Linked DNA regions of Homo sapiens: regions 1 and 3 are each linked to region 2. Evidence: chromatin contacts called from ENCODE Hi-C or POLR2A ChIA-PET data. All regions are on one chromosome and are shown on one strand. The core of a region is the stretch at or near the end of the contact, and the rest is flanking DNA. Distances in the headings are between cores, read along the strand shown. Region 1 overlaps KLHL3 (kelch like family member 3). Region 2 holds the start of FAM13B-AS1 (FAM13B antisense RNA 1). Region 3 overlaps KLHL3 (kelch like family member 3).

Evidence for each region. A loop is a pair of places that touch in the nucleus more often than their neighbours do. ChIA-PET counts read pairs that join two places held with the same protein, here RNA polymerase II (POLR2A). Pooled maps may share reads with other maps.
Region 1: a map of naive thymus-derived CD4-positive, alpha-beta T cell shows a loop between it and region 2 (1.8-fold over the local background). The contact joins the enhancer-like site here to the promoter of FAM13B-AS1 in region 2. A Hi-C loop is called at or near these places in 1 of 168 maps with a recorded cell type or tissue (naive thymus-derived CD4-positive, alpha-beta T cell) and 10 of 50 pooled maps. POLR2A ChIA-PET finds 5 or more read pairs at or near these places in 1 of 52 experiments (activated CD4-positive, alpha-beta T cell).
Region 3: a loop to region 2 is called in a pooled map, with 4 times the contacts of the local background. The contact joins the enhancer-like site here to the promoter of FAM13B-AS1 in region 2. A Hi-C loop is called at or near these places in 2 of 50 pooled maps. POLR2A ChIA-PET finds 5 or more read pairs at or near these places in 2 of 52 experiments (T-cell and activated T-cell).

What each region holds. Positions count from the first base shown.
Region 1 is chr5:137,665,146-137,669,586 of GRCh38, forward strand. All of the region lies in intron 6 of KLHL3 (kelch like family member 3), which reads right to left. Among named protein-coding and RNA genes, the nearest start is that of MIR874, 20 kb to the left of the region's middle. Within about 2 kb of position 1,251, at least 8 of the 41 ENCODE cell types and tissues checked have a DNase peak (open chromatin) inside an H3K27ac peak, as active enhancers do.
Region 2 is chr5:138,031,032-138,035,725 of GRCh38, forward strand. FAM13B-AS1 (FAM13B antisense RNA 1) reads left to right here and starts at 1,743. Exons shown (of 2, transcript NR_037900.2): 1 at 1,743-1,921. FAM13B (family with sequence similarity 13 member B) reads right to left here and starts at 2,048. Exons shown (of 24, transcript NM_001385994.1): 1 at 1,751-2,048. LOC124901077 (a long non-coding RNA gene) reads left to right here and starts at 2,108. Exons shown (of 2, transcript XR_007058952.1): 1 at 2,108-2,220; 2 at 2,464-3,642. RefSeq lists enhancers at 1,077-1,136, 1,237-2,120 and silencers at 1,627-1,696, 1,707-1,756.
Region 3 is chr5:137,694,367-137,698,804 of GRCh38, forward strand. KLHL3 (kelch like family member 3) reads right to left here. Exons shown (of 15, transcript NM_017415.3): 4 at 3,921-4,042. Among named protein-coding and RNA genes, the nearest start is that of KLHL3, 40 kb to the right of the region's middle. RefSeq lists an enhancer at 1-2,872 and a silencer at 1,100-1,300. Within about 2 kb of position 1,750, at least 4 of the 41 ENCODE cell types and tissues checked have a DNase peak (open chromatin) inside an H3K27ac peak, as active enhancers do.

The sequences.
Region 1 (4,441 bases), core at 1-2,500, 370 kb before region 2:
TCAAAATTGTTAATATTATGGAAGACAAAAAAAGGTAGGGAGACAGTTCTAGATTAGAGAGATTTATAGACAAGGCAACTAAATGCCGTGCATAAACCATAATTAGATTATGGCTCTAAAAGAAATAGCCATAAATGACTTTTGGGGGACTAGTAAGAAAATATGACTATCCACTATATGTTAGATAATATTCCTAGATCAATATTAAATTTCATTGGTATGATAATTGGTTTTATGGCTAGAAAAGAGAATTTCCTCGTTCTTAAGAGATACATGCTAAAATATTTAGGGGTGAAGTGTCATAATGTCTGCAATTTACTGTCAAATGATTAAGCAAAATGAAAGATTAAGTCTAGAGAGATAAAGTAAATGAAGCAAAATGTTAATGGTGAGTTTAGGTAAAGACTACATGAATGTTCATTCTTTCAAACCTACAGTAGGTTTTTAATTTTTCAGAATAAGCAGTGTAAGAGAGAAGAAAAGAAATTCTAAGGAAAAAAACTACAACAAAATTTATAGGATGGCAGAAAGTTGAAATGAAAGCTTTATCTGCCAGGAGGAAAAAAGGACTCCAATTTTTCTTAACCTAAGTACATTTTTTTTGTGCAAATATGTTAATGTGCTTTTCCCCTAAAACACTTGGCCCTGTTTTCTAATTATATACTTAAGTCAGGCTGGACATAACTTGAATTTGGCAAGGAAAGGAAAGGGAAGGGGAAAGGGGAAGGGAAAGGGAAAGGAAGGGAAGGGAGCAGAAAAGGAAAGGAGTAGTATGTATGTATAGTTTGCTCCTATTTCTATATCAAATAACCTATATGTGTACAAACATAAGCACATACACCATAGAAATCCCTGTCTAGTTCATTTTTTATTAGGAACTCTTATCGAGCTATGTCCCTCATCCTCACAGCATTGTTTGAACGACTATGTTTCTTCCACTAGCCCTTAAGATCCATGAGAGACCTTGTCTTATTTGCTGGCACATAACACAAACTCAAATATTTTTTAAGTGAATGAATGGAAAATGAGTTCAGAATAAGCATGGAAGGAGATGTGTGGAAGCTGCCCAGGCTGGAGCAGAGAGCAGGGCTGGGGAACAAGGGGTTGGAATCTTAGTGGGTAAGGCAGAGTCAAAGGCAGATAGTCTGCCTTTGCCAGGTTAGGTGATGGGCAGCCACAACCCCATTCTGCCTTGTATGTGGTTGGTTAGCCACACCTCTTTCTACTTCCCTTTATAGACTGTGAGCCTATGCAGAGTGAGAAGTGTACCAGCTCTGTCTCTGCACGCCATCTCCCAATGCTGCCTAGCACAACACAAGGTAACTGATTGGCAAAGCTTAGCTGAAGAATGAACTACAAGTCCTTAAGCGGGTAGCATTTATTGATCACATTCTTCCCCATCAACCAGCTTAATTTTTGTTATAAAAACAAAAAAGCAAGCTGAATCTACCAAAGTCGATATTTAACCTTATCTTTATTTTTGGCTTCACTTGTGTAACTAGTTCCACTTAGTCACACTGTTTATCTACTCAGCTATGAAAGCCACAGCATTCGGCAACAACAGTGACCTTCTCAGCAGCTAGAGAAGGCCACATATTTTTTTCATTCAGACTTCATGCTTGAAAAATAAACAAGCAAATAAACTTCCAACTTGCTTTAGCTTTCAATGTACCCAAAATGGTTCCCAATAACCCTTCCCACCAAGGGACTCTCCATAAACATCGCCTCCCCAAATTCTCAAGATAACCCAATGATTAAATACTCTTAAGCCTTATTAAATGACTTGCCCAAGTCCCAGAACTAAAAAGAAGCAGAGCCAGCTCTGCTTGGTTACATACAAAACCAACTTCAGTGCTTATGCTCTAAATCCATTATTCTTAGCTGACTCTCAAATGTCTAATAGGTCTAATAGCAGGGGGGTTGCAAACTGCTGCCCACAGGCCAAATCCAGCCTGCCACCTGTTTTGGTAAATAAAATTATGTTGGAAGGCAGCCACACTCATCGTTTACATATTGTCTATGGCTGCTTTCACATTACAGTAGCAGAGTTGAGAAGCCACGACAACATAAAGCCTAAAATATTTACTATCTGGCCCTTCCTAGAAAAAGTTTGTCAACCCCTGGTCTATAAAATCTAAGCAGAGACTATAGATTCAATCATAGGATAGGGTGATATCTACTTAGCTACTACTTTTTGTGATGAAATAATCAGCTGCTCATAGGTACACTTAGGGTTTCACTTTTTAAACAAAGAAATAGCCCCATTTCCTCACTGATTAATGTCCTAGAACCAATTTCTTGCATGCTACAAGACTGTCAAGTGGAAAGGAGTTGGAGAAAATCAGATTCCATAGCTCCCAGCTCACCACACTTCAGATGTAAGCACAGGTCTTGGCCAGAGAATACCAGATGAATCCAGACCTTCCACTCCAACACTCTGGACAGACAGGCAGCCAAGCTAGGCTGGACTTGCACACCCCAAGGAAAATGAGGAGTCCTGGGGTACTTTCCCTGCTTTCAAAATGTGTTTTGAAGATCAAGAAGCACTCCAGTTAAAAAGGCAGGGCACTGACTTGGCAAGGGGAGAAGTTCAATTGGGAGCAATTCTCAGCAAAACATAGGAAGAAGAGAAAGACGCTAATTTTGACAATATCAGGGAAAAAAAACTAGGTTCCTATACATGGACCTGAATTGTTACTCAATCTGAGAAGGACTAACTTTATTAATAACAACAAGCACAGTGCTAGGCATTTTACACATATGATCTCATTTAATCCACCAACAATCTCTGTGAAGTAGGTGTCACTGCTCACATTTTACAGATGAGGAAACAGCCTGAGAGAGGTTAGCAAGCTGTACAAGGTCACACTGCCAGGAAGAATAGATCTGATGTGAATTCACCTCTAACTCCAAAAACCCATGCTCAAACATTATGCAATTTGCATCTCAGAGACACAATTAATTTTAAAAACCTAGGCCAGGCAAGGTGGCTCACACCTGTAATCCCAGTACTGTGGGAGGCCGAGGAGGCCAAGGTGGGCGGATCACGAAGTCAAGAGATTGAGACCATCCTGGCCAACACAGCGAAACTCCATCTCTACTAAAAACACAAAAATTAGCTGGGCGTGGTGGCGCACACCTGTGGTCCCCAGCTACTCAGAAGGCTGAGGCAGGAAAATCGCTTGAACCCAGGAGGCGGACGTTGCAGTGAGCCGAGATTGCACCGCTGCACTCCAGCCTGGTGACAGAGAGAGACTCTGTCTCAAAACAAACAAACAAAAAAAACCCTGGGCAGACTGTTGAGTTGGGGAACTAACTTCCTAAACCTATAATCCTAATTACAATCCTCCACGCCCTCCTGGGACACCTCCCCTAGGTCTCCTATTCCTTTCCCAGGGATTGAGGCAATACCATTTACCAAATCTCCTGCCATGCTTTTAAATCAAGAAGATAGTGCTTCTAGACAAAAGAATGATTCTGTTGGATTCCTGTTTTTGTTTCTTAAATGAAAGCTTAACAAGACTTGTGTTAAGCATACTCTCACCTCATTGCCACACACAACTCCAGGGACAACTGGGAGCAGTGGTGTGCGGCAATTGGAGCTCACTGTGCACGTCTCTTCCTAACTCCACGTTTAGTGACATTACACTGGTAGTTGAAGTCAGCCTTGATGAAAATATTTACACCATGGAAATCAGCAAATGAATCAACAGATGAATCAGGGCTTTTAGAATGTTTTTTAGCGAGCCAGTTGTTAAACATTTACCAGCACACCACTGGCTGAGCGATGTCCTGGTCTGAAGTCTCCCTAGAAACCTACCCAGTTGAATTCTTCTTTCTGACCATACCATCACCATTTCACACAACACTTAAAAGCTCTTTCTTGTAGTTGCTTCATTTCAGATTCACAAGGACCCTGTGAAACTGCTAGTCATTTGCAAAAGGAGAAAGTAAGGCAGAGAGAGACGAAGTCATTTGCCTGACATTACCCAACAAATTAGTGAGAAGACAGCAATTAGAACCACTGATTTCAATCCACACTTTCACAGCACACTGCACATTTCATTCATACCACATCTCTCATTTTATAGCTATATATTTGTGCATATATTTGATAAAATATCTCTCCTCTATGTGAATATAAGTTCTGCAAAGGCAGGTATCTTGTTTTGATCTGTTTGCCAATGTCTCTCCTGTGACTAATACGCTACCTGCCACACAGAGAAATATTTCTTAATAGGATGAATAAATTAATAAAAGCATGAATGAATGTATGTATGGTTCTCTTCCTACAGCAGCACACTGCCAGATATCTGACTTCAGATAACCAAAAATGATGAAAAAATTAAAACGGTAACATCACTTGGCCTGGAAATTGTTCTTCAGCTTTCTATTACTACCTACAGCCAGTAAAAAAGACTTTCACTATGAGTCCACAAAG
Region 2 (4,694 bases), core at 493-2,992:
AAAAAAAAAACAAAACAGTAATTTACACTATTATAGTCCCCAAATTTAAAATTTGAATACGATGATGGAGGAGCTATGCAGCGATGGATTGAGGTTATTCATAACTGATTATAAAAGCAGTTATTTTATTGGTGGGGAAACACTGACAAGTCAACAGATTCATTTCAGCCATTTTCTCTCCTAAAACAATGACATTCTAATAAAAAAAACTAACATTTACACCACCCAATGAATTATGCCACTGCAATATGCCCTTCTACATTTTCCAAGAACTTAAGCTGTGTCACACACGTGTCTAAATTAGTAATAAAATTAAACTGGAGAAACTATTACTCCAATTTTAAAAGCAGCACGGATTAAAAAAGTAAGAAGGGGGCAAGGCACGGTGACTCACGCCTGTAATCCCAGAACTCTGGGAGGCTGAGGCAGGCGGATCACTTGAGGTCAGTTCAAGACCAGCCTGGCCAACTTAGTGAAATCTGATCTCTACCAAAAATACAAAAATTAGTCAGGCGTGGTGGCGGGCGCCTGTAGTCCCAGCTACTCAGGAGGCTGAGGCAGGAGAATCGCTTGAATCCGGGAGGAGGAGGTTGCAGTGAACCGAGATCGCTCCACTGCACTCCAGCCTGTACGACAGAGCGAAACTGTCTCAAGGAAAAAAAAAAAAAAGTAAGAAGGCGCTCCCAATGGATATACAAATAATTATCAGTCCATTCAATTCCATCAACAAGCACTTAGTAAATGCACAGTACCTGTGAGAAAACCAGGCCAACAAGCATTTCAAGGTTACCAAAAAAGGAAGGTTGAAAATAGCCTCACACTAACCCAGCTCTAAAAAGACAAATAATTCAAAACCACCCTTTAATGTCTGTCTCTCTAAACAGGTGCACCCCAGTTAATGTTAATAGTCTGCATTACTACTGGTAATGATTCTGGCTACCATTTTAGATTATCAGATCCTTCAAAGTAAATGCCCAACTTTTTTCACTGATTAGAAGGCGAAACGGGGAACCAAATGAAATAATCCACCGTCTTTCTAAAAGTCAGTTTGATTTTAACTGATTACAAACAAAAAGGGCTTAACAGTTTCCCACTGCGCAAATGTGCCAACCGATTCCTACAACCTCATCTAGGAAACCAGGCGTGCCACGCGAACCCTAATGCTATACAAAGTGTCCCCCTCCAGCCTGGCCTATGCAGAGCGCATTCTAGACAAGGCCCCAGTGCACCAACAGCCCAATTTTGGCTATATTCTCTGAGCGATTTAAGGAAGTCCGCAACCACTCATCTCACGTGACCTTAAAAAGGGGCGCAGTTGAGCCCAGAATAAAACACACTCCTTTTTCTTCTACATCAACTTCACTGCCCAGCATGAAGGAAGTGGGCGGGGAAGAGGCGCAGCGCCAGCGGGCAGGAGAGGTCAGCAAAGAAACGTGGGGTGTCGCGCCATCTACTCTGGAGGGGCTGGAGGTGAGGGGCACGCCCGCTCAACTGCACTGCAGCCGCTGCAAATCCAAGGCTGCCACACCCCCCGGCAGCCAGGGACACGGCTTCATCTTCCTCTTTCTCCAGCGGAAAGGGGGCCCTCTCCACGGAACGCCCCACCTGCTAGAGTCCTCCACATCCCGAAACGCAACGCCCGAGAGCAGGCGCGGGTGGCAGGCGGCGCTGGGGGGCAACAGGAGGGGAAGGGCCGCGGCGACCTGCAACCCGCGCATGCGCAGATCCGGGTACCCGCCCGTTTACCTACCGTTGGAACCGCGATGCCCCGTTCCCTGGCCGCGGCCGCTTCTCCAGGACCCGCGGCGACGGCAAGAGGGCGAGAACTGAGGCCCCAAGTGGCTCCGCGGCCGAGAAGCCTCTTCCTGGGGCGGCCGCTGACGGGAGGTTAAAGCTACGGCTGTGGCGCGGGGCCAGCCCGGTAAGCGACCCCCCGGATACCCCCGGCGGTGGTGGCGACGCAGACGCGGAACAGGGGGAGAGAGTGGCGACAGAGGCGGCGGCTGAGGTGCAGAGCCTCCCTAACGGCGAGCGGGAGGAGAGCGGCTGGCGGGCGGAGGCCGGGCCGGACGTGACGTGCGTGGGAGGGGGCGGGGCAGGCCGCTGGTGGGGGCGGGGCGGCGAGGGTCCCCACCCCCACAGCATTCCGGGCAGCGGCCCTGTGTCCTGCAAGCTTGAGGACCGCGGTTCCTCTCCCACCAATTGGGGTCCTGAATTAGGGTGCGAGCAGCCAGGCGCCATCCCGGGGCGGGTTGTGGGGTCCTCGGTATGGGGAGGTTGGGAAACAGAGAGGACACTGGGGAGAGGAAAGATAAAGGGAAAATCCGGAACACAGAGATCGCTTCTGGTCTCTGCGGAGGAAGCCAGGCCCCCAGGGCGCCCATATCCAGGTGAGGAGCACAGAGACCTGAACCGAAAACCGCTGGGGGAGACCTAAGCGGTGACTTCGGTTCCCATTCCCAGAGATGTGAGTTAGATCCGGGACCACGGGGCTGCACCTGCGTCCTGCCCGCCCCCACCCTACCCCTTCACCTCAGGACCTGACCTAGACTCCAGAGAGAACAGTAAGGCTTCGGTGCCTTAGTCTGGGACTGTGGAAGTCGATAGGCTGCGGGCTTACAGGGAGCTTCGTATACTAAAATCAGCCAGCTGCGGAGGCAGAGCTGAAAGGAGGCAGAAAGAATGAGCTCTCTGAACTTGCATGGCTACCCAGACCATCCCTACAACTCCCTTGAACTCACAAGGGTATGAATATTCAGCCAATCTCTTCTTTGTTATAGTCTGTTAAGGGCTTTGAGATCTTCCATTTGGACTCCTTGACAGCCGGTAGATCAACACCTGCACAAAAAATAGCAGCCACCACAATTCAGTTGTCCCTTACCTACCTGAGCTGGAAGTTAGTAACTTGGAAAATGTAAAACAAGAACCCTCATAGAACTTGGGACAAGATTTGAAAAAAATAAAGTTACCCTATGAAATGATCTGTAAATGGGCTACAGAGGCCACAGTGTCTCCCACATTTCATCAGAGAGAGTAAACCATGTGTAACCTAAGTGTCACATACCCAGTTAATGCTGTCATAACCGAAGGGTGGGGTCCACAAAGAGTCTAAAACCAGAAGAATCTGAATAAGAATGTTCTATGAGGCTCCCAGGAACTCTGTCCAGGAACGAGGCAACTGATTCTAATGACCAGAACCAACACTTACTCTCAGGGCAGTTAAATCTTAATTCAGATTCACTCACTCATTCAACAGATACTTAGTGAATGCTTACTATGTTCTAGTCTCTTAAGATACGTCAGTAAATCCCTGCCTTCGTGGAGTTTATATCCTAGCAAACCTAAATTCTGGATCTCCGTTAAGAGCATACAAAGGCCCATACTCTGATTCCAAACTCAGCTAGTAGCCTTTCCATCATTCAGGGAGTCTCTCAAATAAATCTACATACCCAATAAGAAGGGATTGTCCAAGGCATATAACTAGGACTAGTTATACTAGCTGTACAGTTTTTGTCAATAAATTCATATCATGGTTTACAAATCGGACACTGTTCACTGGGTTGAATTGTTTTATCCGAATTAATTTCTCAGAGCCTATTTAAACTTGAGCGAAGTGAAATAAAAGTTTCCAAATCTGCCAAACAGGATCAACAGAGCCTGATTTCAGAGCAGCCCAGTGAAGATGCAGTCTGTGCATTTAGCCTTGTATCTCTCTTTAAATATCTTAAATGAAAGCTTTACCTGTGATTCCATGCTTGGAGAACAGGAGCAATATGATTGCTTCAAAAGCTTTATCATAAGTGCGTAAAAGTCTTGAGAGTAAATCCGAAGAGAGTTAAAAACCTCCTCCGCCTGCCCCACATATGCAACACAGGCTCTTGTTGACATAACTGACTGTAATAAATACTTTGCTCTGAATATGAAACCTAAGATGTAAGCTCCCAGAGGGAAGGATTCCCTTGCCTTTTTTTTTTTTTTTTTTTTTTTTTTTTTTTTGGTGAGACAAGGTCTTGCTCTGTCACTCAGGCTGGGGTCCAGTGTCTGGATTATGGCTCAATACAGCCTCAACTTCCTGGCCTCCAGCAGCATTCCTACCCTAGTCTCCTGAGTAGCTGGGACTACAGGGACATGCCACCATGCCTGGCTAATTTTAAAATTTTTTTAGAGATGGGTTTCCCTATGTTGCCCAGGCCTCTCTTGAACTCCTGGCCTCAAGTGATCCTCCCACCTCAGCCTCCCAAAGTGCTGTGATTACAGGCGTGAGCCACCGTGCCCGGCCTCCCTTGCGTTTTTATACCCTACCCACAAAGTATGGGATCTCAAAAAACAAATGAATTGATCAATGACCATTTTCCCCCTCAAAAACTGCAGAACATATTCTTGGAAGATATATTCTCTAGATCCTACTTGATAATATAAAAACAGTATGTTCAACATAGGGGCCACATGGGCTATAATTCAAAACAAACACTTTTATTTTGTATCTTTTGCCATGCCTTTCAATTTGTGCAGTGGGAGTAGATCTGTCATGTACCTAATTGAAAACTCAGGCAGGTTCCATGAGTTTTTAGGGGTTCTGTGGTCTCCTTAGGAATAGAGTCCTGTTGTCATTGAGTCACAAAGAGTGAAATGTTTTCCTCTTTTTCAGCTGGGAACAGTTGTCTCATTGCTTGCCCTAAAGAGGGGACCATAGT
Region 3 (4,438 bases), core at 500-2,999, 340 kb before region 2:
CACCCTCTTCTGAAAGTTTTGGACTATAAATGAACACAGCCAGGATCCAAATCTAACCACCTGAACTCTCTCCCCACTAAGCAGCCATCATCTCCTCTAAGCAGCCATAAACTGGGAAACTCAATTAACCTGTGAGCTTGCTCAGCCCGGCCGAACAGATTCCAGGACCAGATTAGTCTCTGCCTGCTAGTCAAATGGGGATCCATTAACCATTCTTGCTGAATGCACACCAGGAATAAAAAGCTCTGCTCCCAGTCTCCAAATGACCTCCATGACACCCCCTGGCCAGTATCAGCTAGAGTTAAGACTGGTGTCAAGGCCATAGGTTGACCAATCATGCTGATTTACCTGGGACTTTGCCATTTTTACCACTGAAAGTCCCCCTCTCAGAAGGCCCCTCGCTTCTGGGCAAAATAGGATAGGTGTTCATCCTAGGGAGGAGTAACCTCTAACCAGTGACCCTCAGAAGCCCTGAGGGAGAGGAAGCCATCAAATGTTGGCCAGCACAAACCCTACTCAGAGGTGTGGTAAACTCCAAAAGGGCCAGATGTGAGAAGAGGCAGGAATTCAACAGCAACCCTCTCCCCACCACCCACCATCCAAGAGGATTTCTGAGAGTCCAATCTGCCCTCAGACTGCATTCCAGCGAGCTCCCCAACCCCATACGCATATACAAGATCATGCCAGTGACACACAGTCCCTTCCCCCTTCCCCTCTTCCAAGGAGACAGCAGCACAGTGTGGTGCTTAAATTCTCAAGCTCATGACAACCAGCCAGAGAAATGAAATAATAAATATTTCCTGAATATACTCCTTAGGTTACACTTTCCATTTTTAAAACCTCCCTGGATAGAGCTACCCACATGGCTTTCAACTTCCCTACTGTTCACAATACCCACTTAGTAGGCAAAAATTATAAGGCTTTCTACCTCTCCACACCCCTTATCCTGTTTGAGTCCACTCCTACCCAAAAGCCTTCCCAAACCGACTTCCTAAAATGAATGGGCCTTCTGGTTTCTCTAGTTGCTCTTTCCCTCTCTTTGACTCTGAGACTAGCTTAGAGTCAAAGGCCATTTTCTTCCTTCTACTTGCTTCATACAGAAAAGTGTGGGAAAAAAAAGTCAAGGAAATCAGAATGCTGAAGGGAAGGCTTGGAGGCTGGAAGATGTATCACTGCTCAGACTCTGGGTCTCAGGGATAAATTAGGGCCCCATCCAATGGGGTTCTGGGATCTAGACACAAGTACAAAATACATTCCCAGAGGCCCTGAAAGAAAAAAGAGCAATACATCCATGAAATGACTGTCTTCAGTTCCCTCTCCCCACATCAACAGGGCTTTGAGAGGACTTCCTCTTCTCTTATCTTGCCTGAAACTCTACTTCTTCAAAGCAGCAGCAGTGACAAGATTATGAACAAAAGGCCAAGTGCAGGTCCTCAGCTCTGAAGCAAGACCATCCTCATAGAATAACTAAGGCAGTACTGCCTGGTCCCTGGAGGGAGGAGGCTGAGATCAGAGGAGTAGTTGGCCAAATCCACCCATCAGGATGGAAGATTACCGTAAGTCAAAAATCTTCTAGCTTGCCTTCTGCCACCTCAGCATTACAGTTCTTGGAAAACAGGCCCTGAAATGGCCCCCAGCAAGAGTCTACAGGTTACCCTTCAGCTTGCAATGGCTTCCCCTCCATTTTTCATGTGCAGGCCCCGTTTTGTTTTTTTTTCTTCCTCAGATAACATGAAAACACAGCAGAGGATATCCTGCCACAGAGTTTGCTTCCTCTAGCAAAAACAAAAGGAAATGCCCTGCCTCAGAAAGCACCTTCTCCTGGAATTGCAGGGAGGCAGGGCCATGCACAGAGGGAGGGCATCAGCCAGGGGGCGCAGGTGTTGGGGCCACCCAGGGTCTCTGCCCCAATCACACAGTGGGTCTGGCACAGAATCAGTGCCACATAAAGAAAGAAAGGAAAAGAGGTGGGGGGGTATATAGATGAACAGGAAAGCTGGCAGAACAGCACTGTGATTAAGCGTCATTTTGAATTTTGACTCCTCCACTTACCAGCCATGCAACTGAGGACAAATTACTTAACCTCTCAATGCCTCTGTCTCCTCAAAAATAAAATGAGGACAATAAGGTTTGTTATGAGGATCAAATGAGAAAAATTTAAAGCAGTTAGCACAGTGCTTGGTACATAGGAAGTGCTCAGTTGATGTTAGTTTTTATTATTGTAAATAATTATGAGCCAAAGTCAAGGTTCTGATCATTCATTTCATGAGAAACTAGAATTCATCATAGCCACAGAGCACAGTGAGTCAGAGGGGGCTGGCTTCAGCTTCCAACTCTACCACTTACTCTCTATGTGACCGTGGCAGTTTATTTAACCCCTTTGAGCACCAGTTTCTTCAGCTGTAAAGGAGGAATCATATTGGTATGGTCCAATGGGTGATTATAAAAATTGAATGGAATAATGCATGTGAATTGATGGGCACATGCTTGCTTATAAAAGTATGACTGCTGGTACCTCCACCACGGAACAGGAACTCAGGGTCCCTCCAAGGTACGTGTGCCTGGGAAGGGACTCCAGGTGTAGCTCTCACAGCCATTTAACCAAGCCCCAGATCTCTGACCCTTGTTTCTAAGGCTTTCAGGAAAGCCCCAGTGCCTCCATGCTCATCTCCTCGGTGCACCAAATCCTCAATACCTCCTGTCTTCACAGACAACCTGTGAGCAACCGCCTCAGCAGATACATAACAGCATGAAGAAGAATCCATGTTTTTATCCAAACTCTCTTCTTCCCAATCTTTTTTTTTTTTTCTTTTTGGAGACAGAGTCTCGCTCTGTCATCCAGATTGGAGTGCAGTGGTGCAGTCTCAGCTCACAGCAACCTCCGCCTCCTGGGTTCAAGTGATTCTCCTGCCTCGGCCTCCCAAGTAGATGGAATTAAAGGCACCTGCCACCACGCCCAGCTAATTTTTGTCTTTTCAGTAGAGACAGGGTTTCACTGTGTTGGCCAGGCTGGTTTCGAACTCCTTACCTCAGGTGATCTGCCTGCCTCAGCTTCCAAAAGCGCTGGGATTATAGGTGTGAGCCACCATGCCCAGCCCCTTGCCAATCTTTCTTGTTTTTTCTCCAACATCACCCTTGACCTAACCACAGTTTAAAGTGAAGAGATTAAAAGTCCCCAAACAATGAGGTTCAGAGAATTTTCAGTTTGGTGAATGCATCCACATGCTGGGAGGGTGACATAACCCAACCTCATAAGACAGAAGCTTCTGGACTCAGGACCACCAAACAGTGAACATTATGTCCACATAAACTGTACCTTGCTTTATGTACCTCTTAATCCTAACCAGGCAATAAGGATCCAGAGTAGAATATCTTCTAATTATCCAAGTTTGTAAACACTTTGTATTTTACAGGAAAAAAAAGTTATTAAATAAATACATGATGAAAAGAGCAAAGAGAGCTGGTTCCAATTATAGACTTCTACTACCTCCCCTCTACTCATTTTATGCCAAATTACTTTGCACTTACTGTTAGTACCCAAAAGTTATTCACCTGTTTGAATTCTGAGATGAGACGATGACCTGGGGAGAATAGGAGTCACCTAAGCTCCCAGCTTTTCCTTCACAAGATTTTGAAGACATGAGTTAAAGATCTTCTACTCCCGGGGCCCAGGCTCATTCAGGGATATCATGGCCTAGTGGCTAAAAGCATGGGTGCCCAAGCCAGGAAGGCATGAGTTTGAGGACCAGCTCGACCACCTCCTGGCCATGTGGCCCAGGGCAGGTCACCTGACCTCTCTGGAGCTTTAGTTTCCTCTTCAGTAACCAACTGAATTGTTGTGAGGGTTAAATAAAATAACGCTGTAAAATGGTGGGTCCTGAGTGTGCAATACACTGAGCTATTAGTGAGCCTGAGTTTACCTGGACATTCTCTTCAGTCACCTCGATTTCAGCAGTATAGATGTAGTCAATCAGCTTACTCAGCGTCTGCCCATCCACGTCCTTGATTTCTATCTTTTTGGCTTTACTCTCAGACATGTCACCTAGAGTTTACAACAAAAACAAAATGACATAAATGTGGTACCTGGGATATGTTTACCTTCCAGATGGTCTCCTGCCCTGTCTTGGAAACATAAAAGCACTTCCTGGGCTCCAGGAGGCAGCAGAAGGGATTCAGGCACAGAAGAGGATAAACCAGGTAACATCAAGGTCACATCAGCTTTGGGTCTGTGATCACCTACAAACCCAGCCTTAAGCATTCCTTACTCTATCTATTGCCCACTTCCATTGTGAAGGCAAATCTGTGTGCAATCACTCATTTAACCAACATTTACTGTAAACTTCCATATACAAGGCCAGAAAAAGTGAACAAGATATGCACCTGTCCTTAAGGAACACAAGTCTAGTAAGGCAGATATACAAAAGTGTTTATAAACAGA